Linked DNA regions of Homo sapiens: region 1 is linked to region 2. A link is an interaction called in ENCODE POLR2A ChIA-PET data of the cell type or tissue named here. Cell type or tissue: GM12878. All regions are shown on one strand. Each heading gives the region's core, and the rest is flanking DNA. Links, peaks and the distances in the headings are about the cores only. Region 1 overlaps SPATS2 (spermatogenesis associated serine rich 2). Region 2 has its middle 8.8 kb from the start of SPATS2.

Evidence for each region. Peaks named below come from ENCODE experiments on the same cell type or tissue, not always from the same donor. Only the 100,000 strongest peaks of a DNase experiment are listed, where the experiment ranks them.
Region 1: POLR2A ChIA-PET joins it to region 2 with 5 read pairs; 16 of 35 experiments call an interaction of 5 or more read pairs at or near these places.

Annotation. Positions count from the first base shown.
Region 1 is chr12:49,469,837-49,474,233 of GRCh38, reverse strand. All of the region lies in intron 3 of SPATS2 (spermatogenesis associated serine rich 2), which reads right to left. Among named protein-coding and RNA genes, the nearest start is that of KCNH3, 67 kb to the left of the region's middle. In GM12878, for the core only: no CTCF peak of the experiment used is centred there; a DNase peak (open chromatin) is centred at 2,483.
Region 2 is chr12:49,356,423-49,360,819 of GRCh38, reverse strand. No RefSeq gene overlaps it. Among named protein-coding and RNA genes, the nearest start is that of SPATS2, 8.8 kb to the left of the region's middle. In GM12878, for the core only: CTCF peaks have their summits at 1,984 (motif pointing left) and 3,546 (motif pointing right); a DNase peak (open chromatin) is centred at 1,949.

The DNA of each region.
Region 1 (4,397 bases), core at 235-4,234, 110 kb before region 2:
AGCTTTAAGTGTTAAACTTGTGAAGATAAGAGACACTCTATGTAAGTAACACACTTGTTTAATTAAGCCTGTTCTGGCCAAATGAAATGTCCTTTTAAAAAAAGTTATGGTGATATATAACACAGGTACGATGCAAACACATAAAGGATTCTGGTCTGATAATTTATCACAAAGCAAATACCCAAGTACTACTACCCAGGTGAATAAGTAAAACACTGCTAGTACTTAGAAGTCTTCCTCACACCCCCTCTCAATCCTCTCCCACTCACCAAAGGTAATCGCTCTCTGGACTTCCACTTCCTTTCTTTATCAGCAGCAGGAAAACGGACTAATACAATCACTGAATTCATACCACTTAAGCATACATCCCTAAATATTATGGTTTAGTTTTATCATTATCTGTAAAAGGAATAACCCTGTATGCATTTTATTTTTGGTGTGCATTTGGATTTTTGCTCAACATCATGTTGTAAGACTCATGTTAGCTTCTTACAAGTAAAGGCAGTTTATTCGTTTTCATTGCTGAATAATATTTCACGGTATGATTATGCCATTACTTACTTATCCTGCTAGTGATGGGCAACTGGGTTGCTTCCAGTTTTGGGACAATACAAACAATGCTGTTTTCAATATTCTTGTACAAGTGTTACGGTGTACCTAGGAATGCACTTCTGTTGAATATATACAAAAATAGAACTAAATATGATATGTGTAGCTTCAACTTCAGTACATACTGTCAAACAGTTTTTCAAAGACACTGTACCAATTTAGATTCTCACTAGTAGTGTTTGAGATTTTTTTTTGTGTGTATGTGTGTGTGAGACAGTCTTGCTCTGTTGCTCAGGCTGGAGTACAGTGGGTGTGATCTCAGCTCACTGCAACCTCCACCTCTTGGGCTCAAGTGATTCTACTGTCTCAGCCTCCCGAGTAGCTGGGATTACAGGCATATGTTACCACGTCCAGCTAATTTTTTTATTTTTAGTAGAGATGGGTTTTTTGCCATGATGGCTAGACTGGTTTCAAACTCCTGAACTCAGGTGATTTGCCTGTCTCGGCCTCCCAAAGTGCTGGGATTATAGGCATGAGCCACCATGCCCAGCCAAGTTTCTATTGTTCCCCATACACTCTTTGCTTTCATTATTCTGTTTTTTGTTGTGGTTGTTGTTGTCTTTTTTTTTTTTTTTTGAGACAGGGTCTCACTCTATTGCCCAGGCTGCGTGCAGTGACATAATCATGGCTCACTGCAGCCTCGACTACCCGGGCTCAAGCAATCCTCCAGCCTAAGCCTCCTGAGTAGCTGAGATTACAGTGGGATTACAGGCATGCGCCACCACGTCTGGCTAATTTTTTACTTTTTGTAGAGACGGGGTTTAGCCATGTTGCCCAGGCTGGTCTCGAACTCCAGAGCTCAAGGGATCCGACCACCTCAGCCTCCCAAAGTGCTGGGATTAAAGCCATGAGACACCACGCCTGGCCCTGTTATTCTTTTCAATTTTAGTGATTCTGGTATGAGATCAGTATTACAGTTATTTCATTAGGGTTTCAATTTGCATTTCACTTGCTTCTAAAGAGACTGAATAATATAATAATATAATATAATATTTTATATATATATATATATAAAATATATAAAATAAGCCATTTGGATATTCTCTTTCCTGACATGCCTATTCTTGCCCAGTTTCTGGGAAGGGGAGTTGTCTTTTTCTTATTGATTTGTTGTATTTCTCTATCTGTTAAATATAATCCAAGTTTCTTCTCCCATTCTGTAACTTGCCTTTTCATTCTCTTAATTGTGCCTTTTAATGAACAGATGTTCTTAATTCTATATGTAATAATGTACTGACATCAATTCTTTTCAATTTTGGTTAGTATATTTTATGTTTTATTTTTAAAGTCTTTCCTTAAGATAGTGGGAGAAAGTTGCTTCAAAATAAACCCATTGGAGGTGGGTGGAAAGACAGACAAAAAAAAATAGCCATATGTAGCTAATTATTGAACCTGAGTTATAGGTATATAGGAGTTCCTCATACTCCTCTATTTTTATAATTTTAAACTTTTCAATAATAAATTTTTGTTTTGGGGGGCGCTTTTGAGACAAAGAGTCTTGCTCTGTCACCCACGCTGGAGTGCACTGGCGCAACCTTGGCTCACTATAGACTCAACCTCCTGGGCTTATGTGATCCTCCCACCTCAGCCTCCCAAGAAGCAGGACTAAAGACACGCCCCACCATGCCCTGGGTAATTTTTTAAATTTTTTTGTAGAGACAGGGTCTCACTGTGTTGCCCAGGCTGGTTTCAAACTCCTGGGCTCAAATGACCCTCCCAAAGTACTGGGAATCCAGGTACGAGCCACTGCACCCAGCTTAATCTCACTTAAATATGTGTTACCTAGAGTAGTCAAATTCACAAAGACAGTAGGTAGAATGGTGGTTGCCAACAACTGGGAGGGAATGGTAAGTTACTGTTTAATGGGTATAGAGTTTCAGTTTTACAATATGAAAACAGTTCTGGACATGAATGACAGTAATGGTTGTACAACAATGGGAGTGTACTAATGCCACTGAGCTATACACTTAAAAATGGTTAAAACACAAATTTTGGCCAGGCACAGTGGCTTGCACCTGTAATCCAAGCACTTTGGGAGGCCAAGCCAGGAAGATCACTTGAAACCTAAAACTTGATACCTGCTTAGGCAACACAGTGAGATCCTGTCTCTATAAAAATTTTTTAAAAAATTAGCAAGGTGCTTTCCTGTGGTCTCAGCTACTCAAGAGGCTAAGGCAGGATGATCGCTTGAGCTCAAATGTTTGAGGCTGCAGTGAGCTGACTGTGCCACTGCATTTCAGCCTGGTTGATGGAGCAAGGCTCTGTCTCAAAAGATAATAATAAAAAATAAATAAAAAGGGAACAATGGGTCTAACAGGTGAGAACTACTGAGTTACAGGAATTATAAATGGTCTCAAGTTGAAAAAGGCTAAACAGACCACCATAACAGCAGCTGGCATTAATGAGTGCTTCATTCTGCTAGACACTGTGAAGGAGCTCTACATGAATCATCTCAGTTAATCCTCTTGATATCCCTACATACAAGTCTTCTGCAATCTTGCCATTTTACAGGAAAGGAAGAGGAGACCTAGAGCAGTAAAGAGATTTCCTAGCTTGCTAGGACAGCCTAACTAGCTAGTGACAGAGATGGAATTTAAAAATTGAGTTTGTTTGGTTCTAACAGTCAGTGTTTTATACTATTACTCATGTTCACATTGCCTTTCTTATTTACCTTCAAAGTTTTTAAAAAAGAGGATGTCACACAATTGTTCTTTATTCCCTTGAAGCTACAAAGGAAGTCTGAGCTTAAATTAAGGCAGAAACAAATATGCTGAATATAAGTTTAAAGTTTTGATGGGTAAGCAACAAAACACTGGAACAAGGCTAACAGGCTAATGATATTTCACAAGTCTCTTCTGATTGCTCCTCAAGAAGATCATACACAACTAACTGTACTAGGTGGTTGGGACACACTCAAAAAAAGGTAACTGAAGGAGATGATCTTATGGCATGATTATCACTAGGCAGAATTTAAGAAGTCTTGCTAACAGATAAGAACCAGAAGGTACATGAGAAGCAAATGCAGTTGATTTACCAGCTGGTGAACTGCTCCTAAGTTATATTTTTCTTTCTCTGATCTCTATTATTGTTTTAATTTGTACCAAAACCACAAATATAATTTACAATTTAGTTTGGAATTTAACTTTTAGAGAAAATAATAGACTTAAAATGGTATATAAATAATGTAAATACTTCAGGTGGAAGTGAACAAAAGGCTCAAAACATTTCTAGCACTATCAATAAAACCAGTCTATTTCACATAGAAAAAAATTACTCCTAAAAATGAGAAATGGGGTCAGGAGTGGTGGCTCATGCCTGTAATTCCAGCACTTTGGGAGGCCAAGGCAGGAGGATCTCCTGAGGTCAGGAGTTCAAGACCAGCCTGGCCAACATGATGAAAACCCGTCTCTACTAAAAATACAAAAATTAGCTGGGCGTGGTGGTGGACGTCTGTAATCCCAGCTACTAGGGAGGCTGAGACAGGAGAATCACTTGAACCTGGGAGGTGGAGGTTGCAGTGAGCCAAGACTGTGCCATTACACCACTCCAGCCTGGGCAACAAAAGCAAAACTCCATCTCAAAAAAAAAAGGAGAAACAACTTGGTAGCCAGAATAAAATCTTGTCTTTGAGTTGTCAAAAAAGTACAGTTCAACCTTTTTGAATGAGATGAATGAAAAATCAAACATTTTTCAGGGAGAGAGTGTTGAGTTGCATGTTTTTTCCTTCTTTTTTTTTTGAGACAGAATCTCACTCTGTTGCCCAAGCTGGGGTGCAGTGGCGTGACCTT
Region 2 (4,397 bases), core at 225-4,224:
ACAACCCCTTCCCATTCTTTTCTTTTTTTTTTGAGACAGAGTCTCGCACTGTCACCCAGGCTGGAGTGCAGTGGCGCGATCTCAGCTCACGGCAACCTCCACCTCCCGGGTTCAAGCGATTCTCCTGCCTCAGCCTCCCAAGTAGCTGGGACTACAGGTGCGCCACCATGCCCAGCTAATTTTTTTGAAGTTTTAGTAGAGACGGGGTTTCACATGTTGGCCAGGATGGTCTCAATCTCTTGACCTCGTGATCCACCTGCCTTGGCCTCCCAAAGTGCTGGGATTACAGGCGTTAGTCACCGGCGCCAAGCCCCATTCCTTTTTTTTTTTTTAAGAGACAGGGTTCTCACTCTGTTGCCCAGGTTGGAGTGCAGTGATGGGATCATTGCTCACTGCAGCCTCCAGCTCCCAGGCTCAACTGGTCCTCCCATTGCAGCCTTCCCAGTGGCTTGGACTACAGGTGTGAGCCACCAGGCCTGGCTAATTTTTTTTTTTTTATAGAGATGGGGTCTCCCCATGTTGCCCAGGCCGGTCTCAAACTCAAGCAATCTTCCCCACTGGGTTCAAGTGATCCTCCTGCCTTAGCCTCTCAAAAGTGCTAGGATTATAGGCATCAGCCACTATGCCTGGCCTTTTTTTTCCCCACTCTTGAGACAGATTAATAAATTTCTTATTTATTTATTTGAGGCAGGGGCTTGCTCTGTTGCCTAGGTTGGAGTACAGTGGCAGAATCATAACTCACTGTAGCCTCAAACTCCCGGGCTCAAGTGATCCCCCCGCCTCCGCCCATCATCACACCCAGCTCCCGTTCCTTTTCTGGTACTAATTCACCTGAAATGTGCCTGAGCCATTGATTCTAGGAAAAATGCCCTTTTAGGTGTTGCTTGCAAAGCCAGGCTCACATGCTGACTCAGTCACTGCCCAGCAGATGTTCCCCACAACATTTCTCAACCCAGAATTGGGACTGAGGTCTGGCACAGAATGGGTTAAAAGATTCCCTTCTGGGCTGGGAGTGGTGGCCTGTAATCCCAACACTTTGGGAGGGCAAGGCGAGCAGATCACCTGAGGTTGGGAGTTCGAGACCAGCCTGACCAAAATGGAGAAACCCCCGTCTCTACTAAAAATACAAAATTAGCTGGGTGTGGTGGTACATGCCTGTAATCCCAGCTACTCAGGAGGCTGAGGCAGGAGAATCGCTTGAACCCGGGAGGTGGAGATTGTGGTGAGCTGACATGGTGCCATTGCACTCCAGCCTGGGCAACAAGAGCGAAACTCCGTCTCAAAAAAAAAAAAAAAAGATTCCCTTCCAAGTTTCCCATACAGGGCACTGTTTTACTGCTTTGTTCTGTTGAAACTTGTCAGTAACGTTTAAACCCAGAAAGTCCAAGATCCTTGCTTAGAGTCATAATAGTTTGCAAATAACCAGATGGACTATGGAAAGGGTGAATGAGAGGTGGGGAAAAAGAAGAATAAGAAAGAAAAGAGAGAACAAATTATTGAAATGAAGTATCTTTAGCTGGAACCCTACATAAATTTTTTACTTTTATTGCTCAAAACTCATCTTAGCAAAAACAAAACAAAACAAAACAAAACAGTTGAACAACTTTTAATCCCTTGAGGCGACTAACAGAAATACTGCAGGGAACATGAAGCAAAAGAAAAACATTTTAAATCACCTTCTCAGGGTGGGAACTTCAAAAGCCAAAGCACTGGCATGAGATGTGCGTTCAAAGTTCTAACATGAAATAGACAGCTCTAGATTCCCCTAGGAGATTAAATGACAACTGAAAAGCATGCTTCAGTTGGAGCTTGCTTTGAATAACACCCCAAATCCAACTTCACAGTTGCTTGCTCCTTCTCAGCAAAAGGAGAGGACTGAACTCTGGTAATGAACCTGCTATGGAGGTGCCACTACCACATTTTTTTTTAAGTGAAGGGGACAGCCGAGGGACATATTTTACCATGACAGCCTTGTAGCGCCATCTGCAGTTCCTAGCTAAGACTACAACAAACCACACGTCTCCAGGCTTGTTAGGACCACCCCACTGTTCAAGAGAAAAGAAAACTAAGACATAGAGTACTAAAGTCAGTGAGTCCTCAAAAGCCTCCTGGGTCCTAGAGTAGATGCAAACATAGCTCTAAGACACAGTGCCTAGGAAAAGATCTAAGGGCCTCAGTTGACTATAAACTCAATGAGTCACACTTACATAGCAACCAAAAAAAGCTAGTAAATTTTTAGGCTGCTGGATTTAAAGGATGATATATTGTTCAGACCTTGAGAACGTAACAGCCCCACAGTACCCCGTTCTGTCTGAACACGTCTCAGAATTGCATTTAGTTCTGGGCACCACAATTTAAGAGCAATATTGACAAGAGCTATAAAAAATGTTCATACCCTTTGACCCAGTAATCCCACCCATGGGAATTTATTCTAAGGAAATAATTCAAGAGAAGAGATGAATTAGAGCCATGAAGATATCGATGCCACATTATTTACAACAACATTATATAAATGTTTATCAAAAAGGGAATATTATACAGCTTTAAGATATAATGGTGTGTTATTAAAAAATAAAATGTAATGATAATGCATGCTTCAACATATTTGAATCATTTTTTCTTTTCTTTTCTTTTTTTTTTTTTTGAGAGTCTCGTTCTGTCACCCAGGCTGGAGTGCGGTGGCACAATCTCAGCTCACTGCAACCTCCTCCGCCTCCCAGGTTCAGACGATACTCCTGCCTCAGCCTCCTGAGTAGCTGGGACTACAGATGCATGCCACCACACCCAGCTAATTTTTGTATTTTTAGTAGAGACAGGGTTTCACCATGTTGGTCAGGCTGCTCTCAAACTCCTGACCTCGTGATCCGCCCACCTCAGCCACCCAAAGTGCTGGGATTACAGGCGTGAGCCACCACACCCAGCCCATATTTGAATCTTGGAAACATTATGTTCAATGAAAGAAGCCAGACACACACAAAGGACAACATATTGTGTGATGCCATTTAAATAAAATGTCCAGGATAGGCAAATCTAGAGACAGAAAGCAGATCAGTGATTGCAGAGGCTAGGAAGAGGAGGAAACAGAGAGTGATTGCTGATGAGTATGGAGTTTCTTTTTGGGGTGGTAAAACATTCTGGAATTAAATAGAGGTGATAATTATACAACTTTGTGAATCTATCAGAAACCACTGAATTGTACACTTTTAAAGGGTGAAGTTTATGCTATATGAATTATATCTCAATTAAATATATATAATAACAAAGTCTTTATAGTAATATTTTAAAAGCTTATTGAATCACAAGCATTTTTTTATTTTACTGTAAAAACATCATCTTTATCAGGGAGGGGGGAAAGTACAAAATTATGTCCCTGATATGATTCAACCATGTAAAATGATGTACATTTATGAACGACGACTAGAAGTGAACATGAATAACTGAAAACAAACAGTGTGATGCAAGTGAATTTTTGGAGGGTGAGATGGTCATTATATTGTTCTTCGAGCAATTAAATATTTTATTTTCTTCCCAAAACAATGTCCACAAGGGGGCAGACAGAAGATGACAAATAAAACCATTTAATAAAAACCTCAGCTGAAAAGCTAATAACTCCAGAATGCAGGTTGAAAGCAAGCTTAAAGGTCATCTAGGCTGGGGTCAGTAGCTCATGCCTGTAATCCCAACACTTTGGGAGGCCAAGGTGAGAGGATTGCTTGAGCCCAGGAGGTAAAGGCTGCAGTGAGCTATGACCGTGCCACTGCACACCAGCCTGTGCAACAAAGTAGATTTCGTCTCAAAAAAAAAAAAATCATCTAAGTCATCTAAGTCCATCTCCCTCACCTGACAAGAAAGAAACAGAGGCCCTAATGGAAAGGTGGCTCACCCAAAGTCACCAGTATGGTCAATGCAAGAGGTAGAAGTAGAGACCCATCTCTTCACCTCTTCATCCCTCCTCACTCGGACTACAGTGCCTCCTCCTTAAACAAAGTGATGGTAAATGTGGCAAATGAAAGACTTAGAGAGATAGGAGATGAAGGGCAGAATCTCATCAAGAAATGGTTTTTGGTTTTTTATGTTCTTTGTAGCAAGAGATGGCAGGTCCAGAAAGACATTACAAGGAAGCAAATTTAGGAACAATTTAGGGAACAATTAAGGATGTCTAAAAGGTGAGACAGGTAGAAGATTTCCAATTCAAGCAAAACCCGAAATGGTCATCTCTAAGGCAAGCTTTTCCCAAGATTCTGTACTGTATAGTTGCTTGGGATACAGGCCTTCTCAGTTCCCTTCCAACTCTTCAAAGTATCTATGAATTTTTGTTTTGTGCAAATGGGAGAATATGAAATCACTGGATTTCATTAAATCAACTAAGGTAGAAAATAAAGAAGACTCACTTGTTA